Linked DNA regions of Homo sapiens: region 2 is linked to region 1. A link is an interaction called in ENCODE POLR2A ChIA-PET data of the cell type or tissue named here. Cell type or tissue: K562. All regions are shown on one strand. Each heading gives the region's core, and the rest is flanking DNA. Links, peaks and the distances in the headings are about the cores only. Region 1 overlaps THADA (THADA armadillo repeat containing). Region 2 holds the start of LOC105374568 (a long non-coding RNA gene).

What was found. ChIA-PET counts read pairs that join two places held together with the same protein. Peaks named below come from ENCODE experiments on the same cell type or tissue, not always from the same donor. Only the 100,000 strongest peaks of a DNase experiment are listed, where the experiment ranks them.
Region 2: POLR2A ChIA-PET joins it to region 1 with 5 read pairs; 2 of 35 experiments call an interaction of 5 or more read pairs at or near these places.

The regions. Positions count from the first base shown.
Region 1 is chr2:43,522,900-43,535,649 of GRCh38, reverse strand. THADA (THADA armadillo repeat containing) reads left to right here. Exons shown (of 38, transcript NM_022065.5): 22 at 7,662-7,771. Among named protein-coding and RNA genes, the nearest start is that of THADA, 67 kb to the left of the region's middle. In K562, for the core only: no CTCF peak of the experiment used is centred there; no DNase peak of the experiment used is centred there.
Region 2 is chr2:42,916,712-42,929,461 of GRCh38, reverse strand. It overlaps LOC105374568 (a long non-coding RNA gene), which reads left to right and starts at 6,292. Exons shown (of 3, transcript XR_940014.3): 1 at 6,292-6,816; 2 at 7,786-7,828; 3 at 8,239-12,622. RefSeq lists enhancers at 1,712-2,397, 2,398-3,083. In K562, for the core only: a CTCF peak has its summit at 8,150 (motif pointing right); a DNase peak (open chromatin) is centred at 8,140.

The DNA of each region.
Region 1 (12,750 bases), core at 3,878-8,877:
AGTGCAGTGGCGCTGTCTCGGGTTTAGATGAACCTCTGCCTCCTGGCTTCAAACGATTCTCCTGCCTCAGCCTCCCAAGTAGCTTCGATTACAAGCATGTGCCACCCTGCCTGGCTAATTTTTGTATTTTTTTAGTAGAGATGGGATTTCACCATGTTGGCCAGACTGGTCTCAGACTCCTGACCTCAGGTGATCTGCCCGACGTGGACTCCCAAAATGCTAGGATTACAGGCGTGAGCCACCGCCTGGCCTGGGAAAACATTTTTATAAATAAGACCTCAAAAGCATAGACAACAAAAAGTAAGTGGGATTATATCAAACTAAAAACCTTCTGCACAGCAAAGGAAACAACAGAGCCAAAAGATAAACTTCAGAATGGGAGAAAAAAATTTGTAAACTATTCATCTGACAGGATTAATGTCCAAAATGTACAGGGACCTCAAACATCTCAACAGCAAAAAAAAAAAAAAAAAAAAAAAAAGGACAAATGATCTGAACAGACATTTCTCAAAAACAGAAATGACGAACAAATATATGAAAAAATGTTCAACATCACAAATCAGGGAAATGCAAATCAAAACCACAATGAGATATCATTTCATTCCAGTTAGGATGGCTGTTCCCAAAAAGACAAAAAAATAACAAATGATGGCAGGAATGTGGAGAAAAGGGAACTCTTACACCCTATTGGTGGGAGTGTAAACTAGTATAGCTACTGTGGAGAACAGTGTGGAGATTCCTCTAAAAACTACACATAGAAATACCGTATGATCCAGCAATCCCACTACTAGGCATTTATCCAAGGAGAAGGAAATCAGTATATTGAAGAGATAGAGTGCTGCAACCCCTTGATTGAATAGTGTTGCAATCCCATGTTTATTGCAGCACTATTCAAAATACACAAGGTACGTAATCAACCTGGGTGTCCAACAACAGATGAATGGGTAAAGAAATGTGGTGTATATATACAGAGTGGAATACTATTCAGCCATAATAAAGAATGAAATACTGTCATTCGCAGCTACATGGATGGAACTGGAGGACATTATGTTAAGTGAAATAAGCCAGGAACAGAAAATTAAGCACTGCATGTTCTCACACATGTGGAAGTTGAACTCGAAGTAAAAATTAGAGCAGAGGATACTACAGGCTGGGAAGAGTAGTTGAGAGGGTGGAGATAGGTAGAGTTGTGAAAGGATACCAAATTACAGCTACATAGGAAGAATAAGCTCTAGTGTTCTTTACCACAGTAGGATGACTATAGTTTGCAATAATATATATATATTAATAATTCCAAATAGCTAGAAGCAGGATGTTGAATGTTCCTAACACAAAGAAATGATAAGTGTTTGAAATGATGGATAAGCTGATTATTCTGATCTGATCACTATTTATTATATGTATTGAAACATTACTGTGTACCCCATAAATATGGATAATTATTTGTCAATGAAAAAGAATTTTTAAAAATGCTTTAAAAAATCTGTCTTCATAAAAGGGTTTACATGTCTTTATTATTTCAAGGTGCATTTTAATTTTTGATGTTATTGTAAATCCATCTTTATAAAAAATACATATTTGAACTTTATCTTGCTGGGCTATAAAAATACAACTGCTTTTTAAATATTTATCTTATATTCATCCATATTACTAAACTCTATTATTTTAATCATTTGTGGATTATTTGTAGATTATATGTCCATAATGTCACCTGCAAACAAGAGTTTTTTGTTTTAAATTTTTATTTTACTTTAAGTTCTGGGAGACATGTGCTGAACGTGAGGTTTGTTACGTAGGTATACATGTGCCACGGTGGTTTGCTGCACCTATCAACCTGTCATCTAGGTTTTAAGCCCCGCATGCATTAGATATTTGTCCTAATGCTCTCCCTCCCCTTGCCCTCCACCCAACGACAGGCCCTGATGTGTGATGTTCCCCTCCCTGTGTCCATGTGTTCTCATTGTTCAACTCCCACTTATGAATGAGAACATGTGGTGTTTGATTTTTTGTTCCTGTGTTAGTTTGCTGAGGATGATGGCTTCCAGCTTCATCCAAGTCCCTGCAAAGGACATGAACTCATTCTTTTTTTGTGGCTGTATGGTATTCCATGGTGTATATGTGCCACATTTTCTTTAGCCAGTCTATCATTGATGGGCATTTGGGTTGGTTCCAAGTCTTTGCTATTGTAAATGGTGCTGCAGTAAACATATGTGTGCATGTGTCTTTATAGTAGAATGATTTATAATCCTTTGGGTACATACCCAGTAATGGGATTGCTGGGTCAAATGTTATTTCTAGTTCTAGATCCTTGAGGAATCGCCACACTGTCTTCCACAACTGTTGAACTAATTTACACTCCCACCAACAGTGTAAAAGTGTTTCTATTTCTCCACATCCTCTCCAGCATCTGTTGTTTCCAGACTTTTTAATGATTACCATTCTAACTGGCATGAGATGGTATCTCATTGTGGTTTTGATTTGCATTTCTCTAATGACCAGTGATGATGAGCTTTTTTCATATATTTGTTAGCTGCATAAATATCTTCTTTTGAGAAGTGTCTGTTTATATCCTTTGCCCACTTTTTGATGGGGTGGTTTGTTTTTTTCTTGTAAATTTTTTTATGTTCCTTGCAGATTCTGGATATTAGACCTTTGTCAGATGGATAGATTGCAAAAATTTTCTCCCATTGTGTAGGTTGTCTGTTCACTCTGATGATAGTTTCTTTTGCTGAGCAGAAGCTCTTTAATTAGATCCTACTTGTCAGTTTTGGCTTTTGTCGCAGTTGCTTTTGGTGTTTTAGTCAAGAAGTCTTTGCCCATGCCTATGTCGTGAATGGTATTGCCTAGGTTTTCTTCTAGGGTTTTTATGGTTTTGTTTCTTTCTCTTGCCTGATTGCTCTGGCCAAAACTTCCAATACTATGTTGAATAGGAGTGGTGAGAGAGGGCATACTTGTCTTGTGCCGGTTTTCAAAGGGAATGCTTTCAGCTTTTGCCCATTCAGTGTGATATTGGCTATGGGTTTGTCATAAATAGCTCTTATTATTTTGAGATATGTTCCATCAATACCTAGTTTATTGAGAGTTTTTAGCATGAAGGGGTATTGAATTTTATCGAAGGCCTTTTCTACATTTATTGAGATAATCATGTGGTTTTTGTCATTGGTTCTGCTTACGTGATGGATCACGTTTATTGATTTGTGTATGTTGAACCATCCTTTTTTTTTTTTTTTTTTTTTTGAGGTGGAGTCTCACTCTGTTGACCAGGCTGGAGTGCAGTGGCACAATCTTGGCTCACTGCAACCTCTGCCTCCCGGGTTCAAACGGGTCTCCTGCCTCAGCCTCCCAAGTAGCTGGGACTACAGGCGCATGGTGCCACTCCCGGCTAGTATTTTGTATTTTAGTAGAGACGGGGGTTTTACTGTGTTGTCCAGGCTGGACTCGAACTCCTGAGCTCAGGCAATCCACCAGCCTCAGCCTCCCAAAGTGCTGGCATTACAGGCATGAGCCACCGTGCCTGGCCTCTTTCATATTTTTTTTACACTTTTCATTTCTTCTTATTTTAGTGTGCTGGATAGGGGCTCCAGAACAGAATTCAGTAGAAGTTGTGACAGTAGGAACCCTTATCTTGTTCCTGATTTTAAAGAGGATTAAAAAAAAACACACACCAAAAAAAAAACCCTACACTGTTGTCTGTGATGTTTGCCTATTGGGTTTTTATAGGTATTCTTTATGATGTTAAGGAAGTTTTTGTCTCTTCCAAGTTTGCTAAGAGGTTTTTTTAAAAAAATTATGAGTCGAAAAAAAGGAAAAGACTAGAAAGAAATGCAATAAAAATTAATAGTTACCTCTAAAAAATTATTTTGTACATCCATTATCCATTTTGTGAACCTTAAATAGAAACTCAGTGGTATCTAATAGGCAATTGAGTTGGAGTTTTCAGAGGTTTTCATTTTAAAGTGAAAATTCAGAGATTTTCATTTTAAAAATCAAATTTTGAAATTGTTTCTGATTTTGTTGTTATTAATTTTGTAAGTGGTTTGAGTTAAGTCTGTTTCATGTAGTCTGATTATCCACTGGGAGGCTGTCAGCCTGGTGTGTTTCTTCTCTGTTCAGCTGCTCATGGACTACACTGCCAAGCCCACTAGTCATTTGTAATCGGATTCTTCTCTTCCTTGTAGCCTTGTCCTTACTGTTTTCTAGCACGAAACCTCTAGGTCACTCAGCCAGGTTTACTTACCCTTGTCTGTGTATGCTCATTCATTGATATGAAAAGACCTAGCAAAGTATCTGGCAGGTAGCTGGCACGCACTTATTTAGTGTTGGTCTATTCATTCTAGTCTCCCAGCCTCTTCTCATGTTAATTACCCTCTTTCATTTTGGTCCACCCAAGTACTGTAATAGCCTGTTCAAGTTCTGGATGTGAAGTGTTTTCTCATTATTCCAGTGCAAAAGGATCTTTCATTTTTTGGAACTTATGCTTCTAATGGACACCAGACAGCATGTTGGTTTTCTTTGCCAAAGTGAACTAAAAGCCTGCTGAGGACAGGCATCTTGTTTTCATCTTTTCTATCTACCACAGCATTAAGCTGTGAAGCATTTTACATGGTGCTAAAGAAAGACTGTTATCTAACAGGAATTTTACATTATCTTCAAAAGGAAAAAAGATAATAAGCCTAGGTATTAGCTATGTGGGTTTATTCGGAAATTATTAAGTGCAAAATGAAAGGAAAAACTGCCTATATCTCAGTTTTGTCCTTAGAACATCAATCTGTTTTCTGTGCCCAGGAATACCTAGGGTTGAGGTCCATCCTTGAGAAGACCACCCACTGGTCATACTTCTGAGGTCTTTGATTTTTATTATATGCTTTTTGTTTTAGACCTCTTCGAAGGGAGTTTGAATAAAGGAAGCAATGAAAATCTGATGTTTGCCTAAGGAGTAAATTATGAACTGTTGTAAATCCACAGAGAAGCACTTTGTCAGTAATGACAAAGTTTATGTTTTCCTGAAGTATGTTTTAATATCTGCAACATTTTGGGAAAAAAATTAAGGAAGTTAGAGAAACCTCATCTCATTGACTTTCTGTTTTTATTTTCTGTCTTTAAGTACCTTCTTAGAAATCTCTTGTTTCTCTAATAATCGAAATGATGGTCATTACAAATAAGCTAACTGGTGGTTCTTCTAGTCCTTATTTTGTATTAGTATTATTTTTTTAAGCTGGCTATCATGAGTTACTTATTTTATAGGATTATCGGGCTTCAGCCCTATTTTAGGGGTTTAATTCGGATTTAAGCCTTGATAATTCTGTTCAAACAATGCTCTGAAATTACCACATTGAAGACAAAATAAGGCTTACCTGACTGTGGCTCTTGACAACTGGTAGTATGTGGTCTTTAAAAGATACTAAAATCAAGAGTATCATCAGATCTTTACAGGAAAACTAACTGAAGAACATGACCTGTCACTCTTTGGGATACTAAAGAGTTAGAATTTTTTTTAAAAAAATTATTATATACTGCTTTTTTGGTTCTTTGTTAGTCTCCTATCTGATTCTTGTTTCTCCATGTGTATCACTTATTATATCTTTATAATCAGATGTACTTTGAGTGTGGATTACGTCTTTAGTTTTCCTCTATTTAGAACCCTAGTCAGAACTCATATTGAACTGAATTGGATTATAGGTTCTGGGCCTGTTCTGAGCTTTTCAGTTTATTACTTATTTTAATACAACAACCTGTGTCCTAAATACTGGTATTATCTCTAGTTTATGGATGAGGAAACTGAGATACTTGCCCATGATGACATGTTTAACTACTTATTCTACTGTTTATCATCTCTAATGTGTGCAGAATACTAATCTAGTCCCTATGCTGAGATAGGAGGTGTTTCTAGGTAAGCATATCTGAGATATCTTGGGACAACTTGTCTTTTACCATCCTGTGATCTGTTGGGGAGACCTGGATCAAGAGATAGCTGGTTACAGCTTTGGTCCTGAGTTTTATACAAAATCTTGATTTTTAAAAGACAATAGTTACTAAATCTAATGGTATAAAAGCCTAATCAGCTTAAAAGTTAATTCTATTCAAAACCTTAGTCAACAATGAATTGTCCGTTTTGTTTTCTTTAAAATAAATAATCTGGCCGGCCACAGTGGTTCATGCCTGTAGTTAACAGCTACTCGGGAGGCTGATGCAGAAGGACTCCTTGGGGCCCAAGAGTTGGAGACTGTAGTGCACAGTGATCACACCTGTGAATAGCCACTGTACTTAAGCCGAGGCAACATAGCAAGACCCTGTCTCTACAAAAAATTAAAAAATTAGGTGGGTTTGGTGACATACACTTACAGTCCTAGCTGCTCAGGAGGCTAAGGTGGGAGTATTACTGTAACCTCAAACTCCTTGAGCCTAGGAGTTCGAGGTTACAGTGAGCTATGATTGTGCCACTGCACTCCAGCCTGGGTGATAAAGCAAGACCAGACCCTGTTTTTTTTTTTTTAAAAAAAGTCATATTTGTTATTTGTCTAATCTTGTGTGGAGAAAGACAGCATGTAGGAAAGCCACTGGGTGACATTCTGGCAAATTCCATGGTTCTGTCTTGAAGTGAAGCCTAGTAGTTTTTCAGGAGGTCCTTTGCACCACATCTTGCATTGTCATTAACAATTTTATGTCTCTAAAAGGTAATACGGGTTATTTTTTAATGGGTATGGAGTTTCCATTTGGGAAGATGAAAAGTTCTCTAAATGCATGATGGTGATGGTTGTACAAAAGTATGAATGTACTTATGCCACTTAATTGTACATTTAAAAAGGGTTACAATGATAAATATTATGTATATTTTACCACAATAAAAAAGAAAAAAAATTTTAAAAGAAGGAAAAAAGGTAATTATTTCACCTAGACCTATGTGTGTGAGTGTTGTCGCTTTGTGTGATTTTCTGTTGGAGTTGAATAACATGAGCTATAACAGAAAACATACTGAGGTTTGTGAATGTGACATAGGAAGGCAGTTCTAGTGTAGCAGTTAAAGATGGTCAACTCTGGAGCCAGACTGCTTGGCTTCATGTTCTGGTTCCATTGCTTTCTTGCTGTCTGACCTTGGATAAGTTTCTTAGCCTTTCTTGGCCTCAGTTTTCCAATTGTGAAGTAGAGATAATGATCGTACTTATTTCATGGAATTACTGTGAGGATTAGATGAGCTATTGTTAAAAAAAAATACTTAAAATGGCTGGGCACAGTGGCTCACGCATGTAATCCCAGCACTTTGGGAGACCAAGGTGGGCAGATCACCTGAGGTCAGGAGTTAGAGACCAGCCTGGCCAACATGGTGAAACCCATCTCTACTAAAAATACAAAAATTAGCCAGGCGTGGTGGCAGGTGCCTGTAATCCCAGCTACTTGGGAGGCTGAGGCAGGAGAATCACTTGAACCCAGGAGGTGGAGGTTGCAGTGAGCTGAGACTGTGCCACTGCACTCCAGCCTGGACAACAGAGCAAAAATCCATCTCAAAAAAAAAAAAAAAAAAAAAAGCTTAAAACATGTTCTGTCATATGGTAAGCGCTAAATGAATGGACCCCTAGACCTGGGTTCTAAACAGTGTTACTGATATAAATACACTTGCGAATGTAAACATAAATCGGACATTTGTTTTTGCTTTTTTTTTAAAGGTAAAAGAAATAGGAGATTACTTTAAACAACACCTTTTGCAGTCCAGGCACAGAGGAGCATTTGAATTGGCTTATACTGGTTTTGTGAAACTCACTGAAGTACTAAACAGGTAAAACAAATATCCTTTTGTGTACGTTTTAAAAAGACTAAATATACAAAGCATATGCTTGGAGTAGAATTTAGTTGTGTCTTTTGAAGTTTAAAAGAATAAGACCTGGTTGACTACAAAACTCTTGGAAGAAATTGTTTTCTTAGGTTTCATTGTATGATTTACTGCAGATAACTGATTGAAACGTCCAAACTGAGTTATTATTCTGTCATTGAAAGGTGATTTGAAGCAAACTCAAAGATTTTGCTAAAAATAGCTTTGAAATTACTGTTTTTTTTTTATTGAATGAAATAAATGTTTTGTCTGTTTGAAAATTACTTGGTGTTTGGAATAAAACAGGCCTTGCAATTTTTGGGGTTTGTATTACAGAAGCACTTAAGGATTTTGGTTTTTTTCTTCATAATTTTATCGTATAGAAAAGTTTAAAAGAACAGTAAGTAGACTGAAAAGTAGAAAATATTTTTTTCCTTTTACCTGGAAAACTACTTAGATAGATTTCATATATTTAACCAAATGTATTTCTTGACATTATAGTTACAGATAATTTCATTCATTCATATAATAGATTTCCTCCAAAGAGCTTGTGGGGAAACCTTAAATTACTTAATGACTAAGTGTTCATGGCAAGTGTTCTCTAAATAAAAGGTAGTATTTTCCAGGAAAACATTTCCATTGCCTGGAAACTTTTTGAAATGAAGCAGAGTTCTGCCAGCCTTGTAGCCTCAGCAAACATTTTATTTTAGGCTGTTAAGACATCTATTCCTTGAATATTTTTGAAACTTTTTTTTTCACATGCCTGGTAAAAACATTTATAAAACATTTTGGCAGTTATGGGCTGCACAGAATGTCTTTAAATGATACTTTTTAAAAAGTCCCTGACATTAAACTGCTGATGTTGAAAATATTTTATCTTTTCAACTTTTTGTTTCCAGTGTAGATATGACTTATGAACTTTTTTTTCCCTCAAAACACAACACACTCCACTCCTATCAAATCAGTTAACAAGAATGTATGAATACCAGCAGTGTGCTTAGTACTGTGCTTGGTTTGGATGATATTATGGTTTTTTTATAAGATGAAGTTCCTGTTATTAAAGAGCTTATGTTTTAGTTTGAGAAATAAGTAGAGATGAAATTCAAAATATTTAACAAAAGGTATGTTGTGAGCACTGACTGGTCAGAACCAACACTGGCTGTATACAGCACCCAGCATCTCTCTGTGTGTGGATGTGTGTGGACTGATTACCAGCCTGGAAGTAAGACCGACACACTTGAACAAGATAAAACTGCCAAATTTTGGGTGAAATTTATAAAACATATAGGAATAGCAGAGAGAGAAAGCAATGGGGATAGGCTGGTAGGGCTTCATGGAAGAGGTGGAATTTGTGCTAATGCATGAGTTGAAAGAAGGAAACATTGTGAGTAAATGTTCAGAGGCTAGAATCAGCAAGGTGAATAAATAAACCTCCTTCCTGTAGTGGTGGAGTTGGTAGGAAATAACCAGGCAAGTTGATAGATTGAGGCCAAATTATAGTGTCTTGGAAATAGATTTACTGTAGCAGGGATGGAGAGAGGCATCAAACATTTTTGCTCTGAAATAGATCATAGGAGGCATCATAGAATGGAGGAATACCAGTAATCTGTGACTCTGGTTCTTAGTTCTGTGTATATTCATTCCATTTATTGGCAATGAGATTGTACAAAAATTAACCTCCCTAACCTTTGATCTCTTCATCTTTAAGGAAAAGGGTATTTGCCCTATTGACAGATCTCTGGCTTTTGTTGTATGAATCAAATAAAATAGATATTTAAGAAGACCTCTTTGCATTATAGAATTTCCTACAAATTTAAAACATGAGATTGATGTTGGTTGTGGGGTTGGCATGTAAAAGCAGTTTTCTGGTTGGAAATGTTAGGTTAGATAGATTGTAATACAGATTATAGTAAGGAGAGCCTGCAATCAGTTATAACAAAGTAGATCTGAGGTGATGAGGGCTTCCTCTTGGGTGGTGGCTCTGGGAATAGAGACAAACATGGGGTTTTAGTTAACTTTTGTCCCCACATAGATAGTAACAACTCCTCACATGATGTATGCTTAGAAGGAAAGCTGTGGACACATTTTATTACATTCATGGTTTTGTATCTCAACAATTTGGGCAGGGCTCAGCTGGGTGATTCTTCCTTAGGGTATTTACTGAGTTCAGTTGGTGGCATTCAGCTGGCAGATGAACTGGTCACAAGGGACCTAAGACAACTTCACTCGCATTTATGGCACCTTGGTGGGACTAGCTAGAAGGCTGGGCCTAGTTGGGACTACATGTAGCCTCTCACCCCAGCATGGTAGTCTTGGGGTTGAAATTCTTATATGGCAGCTTGCTTCCCCCAGAGAGAGTATTCCAAGAGAATCAGCCAGAAGCTGTATGCTCTTTTCTGACCCAGCCTTGGAAGTCTCATTGCATTGCTTTAGTCACATTCCTTTGATTTTAAGTGCATCTTAGGACCAGCCTGGATTCAGTCTACCTTTTGACAGCAAAGTGGCAAGATCATATTGTAGAAGTATACGCAGATAGGAGATGTTGTGGTAGCCATCTTTGAAAAACGCCATCTGCCACATGAACCAACTGAATGTGAATAGTAGAGGTTACTAGGGAGTTCATGGTTGCTTCTGTGATTCTAAGTCTTGGTCACCAGACAAATGGGGTTGATGTTAACAAAACAAAGGAAGTTGAAAGAGGGAATGGTTTGATAAAGATGAGTAAGTTTTTTTGTTTTTTATGTGTTGAGTATGAGATAATGATGGCATACCCTGGTGGAAATACTTAAGTCAGATGTTAGAGATAGGGGATTAGTTTGGGTGATATAACAAAAACAGAGATGTAGATCTGTGAGTTTTCTCCAAAAATATCATAGTAAGATTGCAGTCTTTGGTGGAGAGCATGAAAGGAAAAAAGAACAGAGGTCTAAGGACAGAGGCTTTTGAATAACTGTGGTTGAATGGTACAGTTGAAGGCATTCCGAATAAATGGAGCGGGGAGACTAGGGAATGCCCAATGCCTGGTATCTTAGCCCCTCCTAATCTAGTTTAAAGATTTTCTCATGGCTGTTACTGTTGGCTTTTAACCAACCTGTTAGGAGTTCTCAGCTGTTGCTTTCAAACCAAGTAGTTCTTGATCCCTTTAGAGACATTTCAAATCTGCTGAACAGAATGTTTTGCAGAGAACATCTTTACAGTGTGTGTGGCTTCCTTTTGTTTGGTTTTTATTTTTAAAAGAAAATTTGTTTCTTTTGGAGCCCTTTTGAGAGCGTTTTATAAGCCCTTAAGTTATGAAAAAGTTGTTTAGGCATACAACATTTAAAAAGTTTGCAAAAAGAAATCTGGGCATTCATGAAAATCCACAGAAATGGAGGCCAACTGCTGGCCACCTCTTGAACTACAGCTGTGTTAAGGAAGGAAGCACTTAAAGAGATTAATGGATAAATAACTGAAGAGTTAAACATGACCCACATTGTTTGAATTGGTTTTTAATAGGATTATGCAAAATGTCTTCAAATATAAACTGACTTCACTATTAAACAATCATCTAAGAATAAATAGGGATGGAGACATTGTTACTTTTTCTGGGAATGTTTTGAAAGCAACACTTGCAACACACATAACACAAATAGTGTGTTGAGTTAATTTTCTGTAATCTGATTTTTTTATGTCGTGCTTTCTATTTAGAAGTCAGTGAAATATTCCTGTTCTCCTTAAAAAACATCATTGCTTGCCTGTGCATAATTACTTGTCTAAGCATTTGATTGGAGTGGTTAAGTTTGTTAATGTCATAAAACTCTAAATTCAACTTTTTGGTGACATTCATATTTGCTTGTTTACTTTCTGTGATCTTATTATTTGAAGTCGTTCTTCTGATGAAAATGAACAGACTTCTAGGATGTTAAGTTGGGAATCCAACTTTAATTTGTCCAACCGTAAGATACAAACTTAACTATAAGGGGATAAAATCATTGATTATAATTCTAAATCTAGAAGGGAGATTTATTAGTGCTTGATGTTGTCTTACTCTTCAAATATTCGAATTGCTTTACTTGTAATGTAGCTTAATCTACAGATATTTATTGCAGTAATTATAATCATTTTCACATTATTGGCCTGAAAAAATTAAATTGTGACATTTAGTAGTTTTTGTCATTAAATACTAGTACTGACTCATAGACATCAACAATTCTGTGGACAGAAATCATTTAAATATGTATTTAAACTTTCATCAGTTAATTATAGCTACCATGATTCAAATTCAACAGAAAACTTTTGATGAGCAATTTAAATATAATACTGAAAAAATAATTTCTTCTACCTTTCTGGAGAATGAAAGACCAAGTCTCTAAAGAATATGCAGTTGAGAAATAAATAAATGCAGAATGTAATATATAAGATTTGGGGAAGAGTCATTCAGCTTTGAATGAAAGAATATACAATCTTGTGTAAACTTTATTTTTAATTTAATTTATTTATTTGAGACAGAATCTCTCTGTTGCCAAGGCTGGAGTGCAGTGGCATGATCTTGGCTCATTGCAACTTCTGCCTCCTGGCTTAAGTGATCAGAATCTGTCTCAGCCTCCCAAGTAGCTAGGACTTACGGGTGTCTGCCACCATGCCCAGCTAATTTTTGTATTTTTTGTAGAGATGGGGTTTCGCCATGTTGCTTAGGCTGGTCTCGAACTCCTGGGCTCAAGCAGTATCCCACCTCAGCCTTCCAAAGTGCTGGGATTACGGACATGAGCCACCGCGCCCAGCCTAAACTTTTATTTACATTTCATTTGGGAAATGTGTCTAAATAAGACACTATTTCTCACTGAGTGTCCTATTAATTTTATTTGAAATATGAATAATTAAATAAAGAATAACTAAGAGATGAGCCACCTTGGGGAGCCATATTCTTTTTTTTGTTTTGTTTTGTTGAGATGGAGTCTCGCTGTGTT
Region 2 (12,750 bases), core at 5,112-10,111, 610 kb after region 1:
AGACACAGCGCACACATGTGCTCACACGCATCCGTATACACGTGTGTACACACACCGCATTCCTTTTCCCTCCCCAGCCCACTCTGGAGAGCAGGGTCCACTGCAGAGCTGGACCTGTCCATACTGGCTTTTTGAGGCTGTATCTCTGCCGGGAGGACAGTGGAGGGCAGCAGGTCATGCTGAGGACACTGTCTAGCTTGACCTGGGGCAGGCAGAGGCAAACCAGGCCCTTCTCAGGCGACAGCTGGGCCCCAGTGTTTTTGGAGCTGGTTCCCGGGATATTCTTTTATGTCATATTCTGAGGATTTGAGGAACAGCCTGTAAAGGGGATTAGCCTATCCATGCTGCTCCAAGCTCCAGCAGCACAGGCTCCAGAGCATCCCCTATAGGTGGGATGTAGGAGGAGAGCAGCCTGGGACAGCGATCAGGGACTCCCAGATTGCTGGACTGGGTATTAACATCTCTGTCGGCCTTCACACCTCCCACTCCTCTGGAGTAAGGTACCTCTGTCCCTACCTACTTAGGGAAAAATTGCAATCTGTGAGATCAAGCCCCATGCACCAGGAAACTGGCTGATTATACTTGCCTCAAAAACTCAAAGTGAATTACAGCAGCCTGTATGCAAGTTTGCTTTCTCCTGGGGGAGCCAAGGACAGTTTTTAGACTTTGCACTTCTTAGGGACTGGGCCACACACCCCAAGAGCGCCCCCTTTGGCACTGAGCAAGTACTTATATGTCAAGCACACAGGCTTGTGCGAAACAGCAATGTAATATATGGTTGTTACGGACTGCATCCAAGACTCTGACCGGTTCTTCCTTTTTGAGGTCTCCATCCCAGCCAGGTCTGAGGGAAGAGTGGAGCTATCAGAGGCAGACAGGGACCTTTGGGTGGTTTCCCACCCAAAGGAGGAGAGGAAGAAGGTACAACAGTAAAACATTGATTGGTCAAATCAAAATCCCAACGGTCCCAGAAACCTCTCAACAGGGCCTAGCAGGGATTGAACCAAAGTGTCCATTTGCTTAAAACTGCCCGAGGTTCCCAGCTTTCAGGGTGCCCCCGTCAAGCCTCCGCTTACTAAATAAACCAGCCTTTGTGTGTGTGTGTCCAGGACAAGCAGAATGGGCTGGGGGAGGGGAGGAGGATCCGTTTGTCAAAATAGACCTCCTGAATGCTTTTAAGGGCCTGCAGTTGGATGAGTAAATATTTTCCCTTTCAGATGAAAGGTGCAATCATCGCCGTTTTTTAATTACTTTAATTAGAAAAGATTGCCTTAATCTTTTACTTATCTGTACTATTGTGGGAACTGCCAGAAAATGAAGTGCAGGGAAAACAGGTGGAGTTTGACCTTTGCTCTAAGCATCTTGAATTTCTTCTAGGCTGGTAATTAAGAAGAATCAGGGGAAGTTCCTTGCAGAATCTAGGAAACGCAAACACACACAGAATCATAGCTACAAGGGCACTCTCCCTTGTACTCCCACTCTCTCACACATGCACACACACACACACACACACACACTCTCATGCACATGTGTGCACATGAGTGGAAGGAAAACTAGACCCGGATATGGCAAACCAAAAAGTTCCAACTTTGAGGGCTGTGTTCCTGCTCCCAGCCCTGAGAGGTGGCTTAATGAGTTTCCCAGGATGGCCTAAAATGATTAATTAAGCAGACAGCTCCCCACCCCCTCCCCAAACAACGGAAACCAAGTAACGGTCTGTTTAGGGAGGGAACAGCAGGCCCCCCCTCAACACACACACACTCCAGGGGCGGTTGGGGACATGGTGTAAGAGCCAGGAGCCCCAGATAAGGGACGATAGCAACGGCCTGTAACGGCCATCAAGGCTCACCCTGGCTGGCAGGGCTGGGCCTAGGGAATGGCCTCCCTCTGCTCCTGGCCTCTGGCCTCCCTGTGTCTGGGCAGTGCCCACAGTCAAGGGGACCCTTGGCAAAACGGTGACGCAGGCATCATTGTCTCTGGCCTCCCTACCTCTCCAGGCACCCTACTTGTTCCCATTTCTACTATGCACCATTTCTGGGCTCATTGTTGAACACTGGGAGGGATTCTGGAGGCTGCTTGAGTGTCCAGGCCCACAGACATGGGCCACAAACATCAGGGAAAGAGGAAAAGCGAGTAGACAGGGACCCTCTGGGGCTTCCAAAATCACCCGTGTTGGGGCACCTGCTCTGTCTTTCCAGCTGTCAGGGCTCCCAGAGCCCAGCAGTGAACAGTCACTATTAAACAAACAGGTTCTGAGCTCAGGCTTTCAGTGCTGACGCTGCAATGGTGAGCAGTGCTAGAAAACCGGGGCACAGGTCCCCGCCTGGGGATCCAGATTGGCTCTGAGGGAGTCCTGGAGTCCGGGCAATTCTTGTGCACAAGCAGGGCTGGTGCTTTGGGAGCTTCCTCCCAGGGCGTCTGTTTTTCAGGGACACCTCTGTTTTCTGCATCTGTAACCTGGACCAGCTGCTCCCTGAACAGCCATAGACGTTTCCCTCAGAAGGTGCCCCGAGGATTCCACTGGGTGCTGAATACGGGTCCTCTTCCACAGACAAGGGCACGCCTTCCTTCCAAGTCAGTCATGTCCGCTGGAGACAGACAAGGACAGGGACACAGCTGGGGTTTTGGCGGCTGTCCTGGGCCTTGTAAACAGGCCTGGTGAAGGGCACAGGGGCTCCGAAGCAGGCCCAGGCCCAGCCAGCCTGGAGGGGTGGGAGGAGGTGAAGGTGGGAGCGGGCGGGAGGGGCAGCCAACAGTGTTTGCCTTTCTAAAGCGCTCCAGGTGCTTGAGCTGGATTTCCAGCCTGGTGTTTACAGCCTCTGCAGCCACGCCACGGTCACGTCCTCCGCCTGTACACGTGCCTCTCTCAACAGGTGCCCGTCTGTGTGCGTGTGTTCCACCTGTGTGTCTGATCACACCTGTGGGTGTGGATCTCTCCGTGTCTGTGCCTGGCCCTCTGAGAAAAATGACTCCGGCCTCCACTTTGTGTGAGCCTTTCCACCTCAAAACATTTGCTAAAATAAACCTGCTGAAAAAGCTTTAACGACGATTTTTTTTTCGTCCCTGCCATGGGCACTAACACCAGCAGGTCTCCATGGTCAATTTAGGAAGCTTGGGAAAACATTGCTTGTAATTAAAAGTCTAGAAGGGCCTCAATTAAGGCAGTGTTTGCCCTGCCGGGCCCGTTCCCAAATCCTACTCGGCAGCATTCCTCTCTTGGCTGGAAAAGGCCTTTGATTTGAACCAAATGTTCAGCAGCCACACTGGACCGGGCCTTGGCACTGCTGCACTGCTAGCTGCTCAGGGCACAGGCTGGCCTCTGCCCCAAAGCCTGCAACGGGAGACTTTGGGCTTTGTCTCCACCTCCTGACTTCCCAGCCCCTCTGTGATCCTGAGCCCCGACTTCTGGAGGGGCAGACCTCCCTGAGAGATGCAGGTGCTGAGGCCAGCCCAGCACCCCTCACCGCTCAGGGTGGTAGAGCTCACACTAAGAATTAAAGGCCACAGGTCAGGCCTCACCAAGGATGAAGCAGCAACAGTCAGTGCTGCAAGAAGGTGGGATTCAGGGTACAGCAAGCGACACCCCAGTACCCCTTCTTACTCCACAGAGGCCACCTCCATCTGAGCAGAGGCCTGGCCTTAGCTATAGCCACTTCAGAGAGCTCCAGACAGGACCTGGCAGGGAGGGGTCGGGAAATAGCATGAGCCTGTGACCTTTTTAATCCCTAGGGATTAAAGATACGCAGCTCAGCTAACTGGGACCGGGCCCAGGGCGCCACATTTGCTCCCCTCCTGCTGGTGAGGGTGAGGCAGCCAACAACACAAACACGGGGGCAGAGGGCATTGCCTCCTCCCTGGAGCAAAGGCTCAGGCGCTCAACTGGGTGGGCAGGAAAGAGAAGTGCTGAGTCAGCTCAGGTGCACATGGCTTTTCCTTCCCGGGACAGGCACACGCACACTCACACCACCTGCTTGCACACAAACTGGATTCACAACCATGCTTGCTGGCTTTCACAGATGTGTACCCATGTTCACAGGGTCCACACACACTCTCTCTCTCTCTCTCTCTCTCTCTCTCTCTCTCTCTGAGTCCTCAGTATCCCAGGTCACAGCCACCCACACAAACTCACATTCCTCCACCAGCTTGCACTGACACCCATTCACAGTCACAGCCCTGGCTACAACCAGACACGGAGACTCCATAACAAGGATTTGCAGGCCCCATGCAGGACTCTGCAGTCTCCAGCAGCCCTGGCCCCTCTCAGTGAGGAAAGAGTCGCCACGAAGGCAGATGGTCCGGAGGGTGCTGCCAGGACCAGGTCCTGAACCCTGTGGGAGTGGGGTGGAGAGTGCGGGGATATCTCAGGAGGGCAGCCGAGGTGTCCATCCCTGCGGGCCTCACCCCTGCAGCAGGGGAATGGCAGGCGAAGGGTTACAGGCTAACTAGAAAAAACAATTACTAACGGGAAAGGCAGCACATTCCAGCCCTGCTTAGCAGAGCCGCCAGGGCCGTGGGTGGTTCTTGGATTATGCATTTCCTTGAAAACAAAAAGGAGAGTTCAGGGCAGTTCAGCTGTGCCCTGAATCTCACTCCGGGGCCTTTGTCCCCAGCCCCCTCACAGCCCGCGTGCCTACACACACGCACACACAGCCCCCCTGGCCCCGCCACTTGTCCACTGGGAAACGGAGAGCATGAATACCCCCCAAAGCCTGCAAGAAAAGCGGGGGCAGACGACAGAAGAATTGAAGAAAGACGGGGAGAGGGGAAGGGAGTTGGGATCTCGGAACCCTTGTTGCCTGGAAGTCTCCCTTCTGCTGGTGAGGCTGTGGGAACGTTGGCTCATCCTGTCATCAATGCTGCATGGAACCCCCCACTCTGTGCCAGGCATTGTGCCAGGCATTGTACCAGGCCTGGGGTTCCCCTTGAAGGGCTCACTGCTGGGAAAACCCGGTGCCCCCATTTCCCCTGGGTGGTGTTTTCTATCCATCTGTCTCAGATCCCAACACTCTGTCTTTCCTCAAAAATCTGGTCTGATAGAGTCTGATTATCATATTCATACAGAGGAGTGGGAGGCTGATAAGCCTCAAAGGGAGACCCTCCCAGGCTGCTTTACCTTTTTTTTTTTTTTTTTTTCTTTTTTACTCATGACACAGCCTCAGGAAGCTTTGACAACATGTGCTCCTGATTTACTTTTTAACCAGGACATATATGGTGGTGCCTCCCTGTGGAGAACAGGAAGGGGCAGCCATCTTGCCATAAACACAGGAACAGAATCTCATGGCCTCTGAGTCTGAACAGCTATGTCCTATTTGTTAGCATGGGCTCCTCTGAACCCTGCCAAGGCCCTGTGGGGAGGCAAGGGAAGCATTATGGTCCCCACCACAAATGGGGAAACTGAGGTTCAGAAAGAGATAAAAATCACTCAACCCATTGTACAGGCTGCCTCCTGCTTAGAGCTCTCTCCCTCTCCTCAGATCCCTGAATGGCTGACTCATTCCCATCTTTCAGGTCTCAGCTTAAATACTGATCCTCCAAGAAGCTCTGTGGCAACAAATGTAGTCGGCCCATTCTAGCCTCCCTGTTGTTTCTCCTCCAGCGCATGAGGATTCTGGGGGGAGGGGGATGAGGTCTCGCTCTGTCACCCAGGCTGGAGTGCAGTGACATGATCATGGCTCACCACATCCTTCGCCTCATGGGCTCAGGTGATCCTCCCACCTCAGCCTCATGAGTAGCTGGAAGTACATGTATGTGCCACCATACCCAGCTAATTTGTTGTTGTTGTTATTTGTAGAGATGGGGTCTTTCTTTGTTGCCCAGGCTGGTCTTGAACTCCTGGGCTCAAGCAATCCTCCCACCTCGGCCTCCTAAACTGCTGGGATTACAGGCGGGAGCACACAGTAGGCACTCAATAAATATTTGTGGACTTGATTAAGAACTGAATGGCTCTGTAGCTGGGGTAGGCGGAGCCAGGCCTGGAATCCTTGAAGCCTTGGCCCCCACTCAGATGTGTGGCTGCCCTTGTCCATCAAAATCCCTCCAAGACAGAGGAAAGGGGATGCTCAGAGCCTTTCTTCATTCCAGCCCTGGGCTGTACCCCAAACAGCCTAAACTTAAAAAATAATCAGATTCCACAGTTGGGCTGCATGTGGATTATGCAAGGACCAGATGCCCAGTAGACAGGGTGTGCCAGAGGCTTATACCCAATGGGACCTTAAAAGAGGGTCAGCTGATGCATGCCATTTAGACGTATTCACTCACTCCATTCTGTGGACATTTTCCAGGTGCTGAGCTTGGTTCTTAGATGCAGTGCCTGCCTCAGAGTCTGTCTAGACTTTTTAGGAGAGAGTCAAAGAAGCAATGCTGGCGATGCGTGCTCAGACCCAGCACAGGATGAGATGATCTGGGAACTGGAATGTCAGGAATGACTTCACTAAGAGATCAGAGGTGGTCTGAGAGCGGGTGACCAGAACAAGCCTGCCAGGCACAGAGAACAGCATGTGCAAAGGAGTAAGGGAGAGCCTAGTAGGTCTGGGACATGCCAGCAGTTCACTAGGCCTGGATAGAAAGTTTGAGCATGGGGAGAGGCCAGAGAAGGGGCTGGAGAAGGGATGGGCCCAGGTCACAGGGAGCAAAGTCCACTGGCCCAAGAAGCCAGGGCTTCATAGGGTCAGCAGTAGGGAGCCTGCCAGGGCTTTAAAGAGAGGAAAGACATGAGCAGCTTAGCATTTTAGAAAGTTCATTCGACTGAAAATGTGCAGAAAGCACAAACTAAAGCACAGACACAAAACAAGTTCAGAGGATGTGGCTGTCACCCAGGTGAGCAGTGATAGCTTGGACTTGGGGCCGGGGGGATGGAGATGAGGGGACAGTTGTAAGAAATATTTAGGAGGGAGTGAGAGAGGCTTGTGATGAACCAGCATGGGGGGGACAAGGGCCGGGCTGTTGTTAAGGATGAATACCAGGATTGTGGACAGCTTGGCTGAGTGAAGGGTGGCAGCAGGAATCCAGGGAGAGGCTGGTGTATTGGCCTTGGCCATGTACCTGGCTGGCTGTTAGGGATGTGGGTCTGGAGAGGGAGGTGCTGGCCTGGTGCTCTGGAGTAGTTTGAACCCAGATTTCAATGCTGCCTGGGGAGAGGAAGAGGCTGGGAGATGGAGTGGAGTGAGCAGAGTGGACAGTGCCCTTCCCTTTCTACTAAGCCAAACCTTAGCATGCTTCAAGATCCACTCACCCCTTCCCAACCCACACCTATGTGGGAGAGCATTCAACAAAGACTGTCGGGAAGAGGGGAACTTGCGTCAAGGAGGGCAGTAGATTAGGATGGTGGATGGCCTTGGATGTGGGGAGCAAGGGTGCAGAGGCAGGATTGCAGGCGGGAGACACATTTAAGAACTTAAGGGTCCTCCCTAGTTTGGGCCCAGTGTCAGCTCCATGGCCCACTGGGAGTCCTGGGAGCAATGACTGGATGCTTGGAATGACTCTTCCTTCTGGGGATGAACTCCAGTCTACTCCAGCACAGTGACCAGATGCTACAGGGGCATTCCCAACCCCCACAGAAGCTGTTATCCCAGGCACTGCCCAGTCCAACCCAGGGAGCCAGCATCTCCAGTCTCTTGTTTCTTTCCACAGCGGGGCCTCCAGGGGCTGAGTGCTGAGGCAGCAGGAGTAGGACAAGTCCAGAACAAGGAACCCCAAGCTGGGCGTCTTTTCCCACTCCCTTTCCTTTCCTTGGTGTTGAAGGTCGAATTTCACCTCCCTTCTCATTTCTCTCTTTGCATTTTGTAGGACACACACCACCTCATCCAGCCACAGTGGCCACAGTCCTCAGGTATCTGTCATCAGCTCTCAGCCCTTCTTTCTGAGGCACGCAAGAGTGGGCAGAAGCCCTTGGGACCCCCCTTTGCCTCCAAACCCCAGTGCATTCCCAGCTTTTTCTTGGTCTCCACACTCCAGTCCAAGCCTCTGTCCTGTCCCCAGAATTCCCTGAAGAAGGTCCAGGGAGAGGGCTGTGAGTTCTCTATAAGACCAGCAGATGCAGCTGGTTGATTGCCCTTGACTCTGCTGGTGGCGGGGACATTGCTGGTGACCAGCTGCTGGTGTTCCACTCTATCCCACGGGCTTGGCCCAGCCAGCCTCAGATACCAGCAGATGGCCCCATCCCCTCTGGGATGCCCTGCCCCATTCATCTGGCCCCCATTTCTGTTTCTGATATTCTGTCCCCCTTATCTCCCTTCTCAGACTGGACAGCCCCTGTGTACCTGGGATGCGGAGAGTGACCCAAGCCTCAATCCTGGCCAGTGAGACTGCCCATCGAGGTGGAAATCATCGTCTTAATTACCAAGGCTCCCTGGCCACCGGAGGAGACACGCAACACACAGCCTGCCTAATGCGCCAGCAGCCGAGTTGGGGAGGTCCCTGGGAAAAAGGCCTATGCTCCCCCAGCCATTCTCAGGGCCTAGAATGTTCTTTAGCACGAGAGAAGTGAAGGCTCAGGGGTCCAGTGGGGAGGGCCGGGTACCAGCCCAGAAGTAGGTCTAGCCAGGGAGGTGGAGTCCCCAAGAAACACCCTCAGGAGCCTGCTGAGTCACAATCATCCCTCACAGCACGAATGTCTCGCCTGCTCCCTGCACGCAGCTCACCTGGGACTCTCCTTCTGCCGGCAGGGTGAGGGGCCTTTGAAAGGCCTAAACCAGAAAGGCTGGAGGGGCTGAAGGCAGGAGCCAGCTGGCCCCAATCCTGTTCTCTCTGGAGCCCCTCAGTCCTTAGCCCAGCCCCCAGGTGTGTCTTGTCTCCTTCTTAGAGGCTCCAACGGCCAGAGCTCCCCACTCCCAACCTACCATCTTGTCCCAGAGATGGAAGACAACATGGGAGCGGCCCCTCACAGCCAGAGTACCTTCAAGACCATGTGGCACCACCAGACTGAAACCCAGGTCCGGTGGGCTCTGCCATCCCCATGCCAAGCAGAGGGAAGGAGGGGGTGGGAGGACAGAAGAAGGAGTGGGCGGGGTGAGTCTGTGGTGGTTTGGATTGAGATGAGCTGGACTTACGTGTGTGACAGCTTTTCCTCTGGTCCCAACCTTATACCTTTGGTTTTCCTGCTCTGGGCCACTGTAAAATGAGGATTGGGCATGAGATATGTGGTTTTCAAATGCTCCTCCCAGAGCCCTGGCACTCTATGGCGGAGAATCAGAGCCATTGCAGCTCTGGTCTTAGCGTTATACACCGACCATCACCCCTAAGGTTTCATTTGCAGAACCAGCCCACAGCCGAAGAACCTTTGGTCACCTCTGGGCAAGGTGACACCTGTGTCCTTCCTGGCCTGAACCTTCCAGAAATGGACAGCGCCATGTCTGCTGCTGGGGGAGAGGGGACAGACCCAGAAGGAGGAGCCAAAGGAACTTACTTTTTTTTTTTTTTTAAGACGGAGTTTTGCTCTTGTTGCTGAGGCTGGAGTGCAATGCCGTGATCTCGGCTCACTGCAAACTCCGCCTCCCAGGTTCAAGCGATTCTCCTGCCGCAAACTCCGCCTCCCAGGTTCAAGCGATTCTCCTGCCTCAGCCTCCTGAGTAGCTGGAATTACAGGCATGTGCCACCACACCTGGCTAATTTTGTATTTTTAGTAGAGACGGGGTTTCTCCATGTTGGTCAGGCTGGTCTCGAACTCCTGACCTCAGGTGATCCACCCACCTTGGCCTCCCAAAGTGCTGGGATTACAGGCGTGAGCCACTGTGCCTGGCAGGAACTTACTTTTTAAAACTTAGATTGAGTCCAAATACATATGTCCGAGACATGAAAGGATGAAACTGGCTATGGGACACGGGCTCAGAATGAGGAGACCCAGAGGAAAATGTGCACCCATGTTCACTGCTACATGCCTATGTGCACACATGTACACCGGCGCACACATGCACATGCACACACACACAGCTGCCCCTCACAGCCCTGTCTACATGGAAGGCACCAAGAGGCATTTCCATGCTTCTCCCTCTGAGCCCCAACCCACTCCCACTTACCACCTCTCTGGACTCCTCAAGTTGACCTAGCAGAGCTCTGTCAGGAGATGAGGAAAATGTCTCTGTTTTTCAAATATTTGGATCTTGCTAAAGACCAACACATTTTTTTAAGTGTGTATAATTTTAGGGCAATTTGATCCATATGTTTCTGATTCTCTTGCACTTAAATCATCAAAATATTGATTTTTAAGAGCCATTTGATGTCGAAGGAACCTTTTTAATAAGCTTTTAAAGCTCTTTAAACCCAGAGCCTGGAGCCAGGGCCAGAGCTCAGGCTGTCCGCTGGCCAGTCGCACCCTCCCCTCCCCTGGGTCAGGATTACTTGGAGCTGAGTCTCACTTCCCCTCTTCCTGGCCTCCCTGCCTCCCCAAGAACTACCCAGGGGTGCTGACAGAGGGGCCCAACCCCTTCTGTTCACAGACTTCTCTCATGCTTCTTCAAAGCATGCCTAAGACACAAACCAAGAGGAGCAGTCATGATCTTTACTTCTTAAAGGCTGCATAAAATTTAGTTGCATAAATGTGACATAATGTATTTAACCAACGCCTGTTGACGGATGTTTAGGTCATTTCCCGTGGTACACCTTTATGCACATTTCTGATTGTTTCGTTTGGATCCATTTCCAAAAGTAAAAATACTGCGTCAAAAAGTAGGCACAATTTATGTCTCTGCACTCATAAGTTGCCACGTTATTTTCTAAAAGAGTCCACCAATTCATACTTTCACAGTCTCCTCCCCACCTCCCCACTCCCACCCCACACTCTTGAGTGGAATTCTCGTTATTCCTATCCAAATGGTGCCATTCCATCTGCACATGTGGAAGCTCTCTAGCACAGCAGTTAAGAGGAGGCTCTGGAACAGAGAGCTTGGGTTTGAATTCCAGTTCTGCTGTTTCCTAATTGGGAAAGTTGCTTTTTCTGTCCTTGCCTCTGTTTTCTCATCTATAATTTGGGGGATAATAATGGCACCTACCACGTAAGTTTATTGTGAGGATTTAATGTGATCATCGATACAAACTTAAACTACTTGGAAAAGCGCCTGATGCACGGTTTGTGTTCAGTAAATGATAGCTAGTATTGTTATCCTTTATGCTTTTTTTTCCAACCTAGGATACTCTCTCTCTTTCCTTCCCTTCTGTCTGACCAACTGCCGCTCACACGTCAGGTGTCTGTTCGGATGCCCCGCCCTTGTTAGCGTTCCCACAACACCCACCCCTTTGATACACTGGCAACGCGTGCCATTACTCATCTTTACACTTAGTGTCTATCTTTCCTGCCACGCTGTCAGCTCCAAGAGGGCAGATTTGGGGTTTATCGAATTCCCAGAGCCTACTACCGTGCCTCACATGCTGCAGACACCCCATAATTATGTGTTGAATTGAGCAGAACTGAATCGAATGAACTGTGTCAGCTAGGGGTCACTTTTGACCCATAATTTCCAAAAATTCTATTCACCCACAAAGGACAGAGATTTGCATCTTGAGGATAATCAAAAGAATGTGTTGAGGTTCAAAAGGTGAGTCCCCAAGATGAGTCCACAAATGTTTAAGGAGATGGCAGCATCACTGGTGGCACCTCTGTGGCCAGTGTGGGTGGATGACCCTGTTCTGCAGGGAAAGTCCTGCTGACACCAACCATGAGCAAGGCCAGTCCCGTGAGCGAAAGCCTACCTCATTATTCATCTTCGATTTGTTCTTTCACTTTCAGATACTTTTTCCTTGTCTTTCCAACAGAGAAAGGACTGTGCCTCTTCCTTTTGTGGCCCTGTGCTAGACACCGTGCTGGGTATTTGCCAAATGAGGCATGAACGGTGCTCCTCCTTCTCGTGACGTGTAAGTCTTGGAGAACAGCCACAATTCTGCGGATGATTAGGAAGTGCCTTCCTGTCACACTCACTGCTCCACACTGGAGAAGCTCATCACTGCACACCCCGCCTCACAGGGCAGTCTGGAGATTGCTGCTGTTGCGATTCATGGCCCTTGGGTTCCCCAGAAGCTCACTAGAGCCTGGACATCCCAGAGGAAGGCCTCAAGCTCCAGACAGGGTCTGAATTCCAGGAGACGAGGCAGAGAGAGCCCCTCATTTCTCTCCTTTAGCCCCCAGTGACTCCGTCCCATACTCACAGGGGAGCCCAGTTCTGCCCAAAAAGTCCCATTTCAATTCGAATGAATTCAACTCAATCTCAACGATACTAGCATTGTGCAAGCCAGAGCTGGGGAGCTGGGCACACAGACACATGAAATAGGCTGTTATCAAGGTACAGGGTAAGAAGTGTTCTTAGGGAATTACAGTGACCCCTACCCCAGCAAACACCAATTTCTCGTGCTTTCATCTCCTATGCCACTTTCTGTCCATAGGGTTCATTATGGAAGAGACTATGTACTGTTCACTATCACAAGTTCATTGTTCATGGGGGTGAGTGTGCATGTGTGTTTCTGTGTGTGTTTTCATGTATGCATACGTGTGTGTGTGTGTGTGTATGTGTGTGTGTGTTTAGGATTTAAGTTCCTGGAGGGCAAAGATCATATGGTGAGTTTCCCTGACTCTTCCACAGATCTTACACAAGGCTAGGCATAAAGCTGCTCTTCAATAAACACATCAATTAATGAACGAATGAACACTGAACCCTAAACTCCCCCGTTCAGGCTGAGATCTGGGAAGAGGGTGAGCCTGGGCGTCAGGGGTGGTGCATTTGAAATGTGGTGGGTCCTAGGGGACATGAGAAGGTCTTGCTCTCT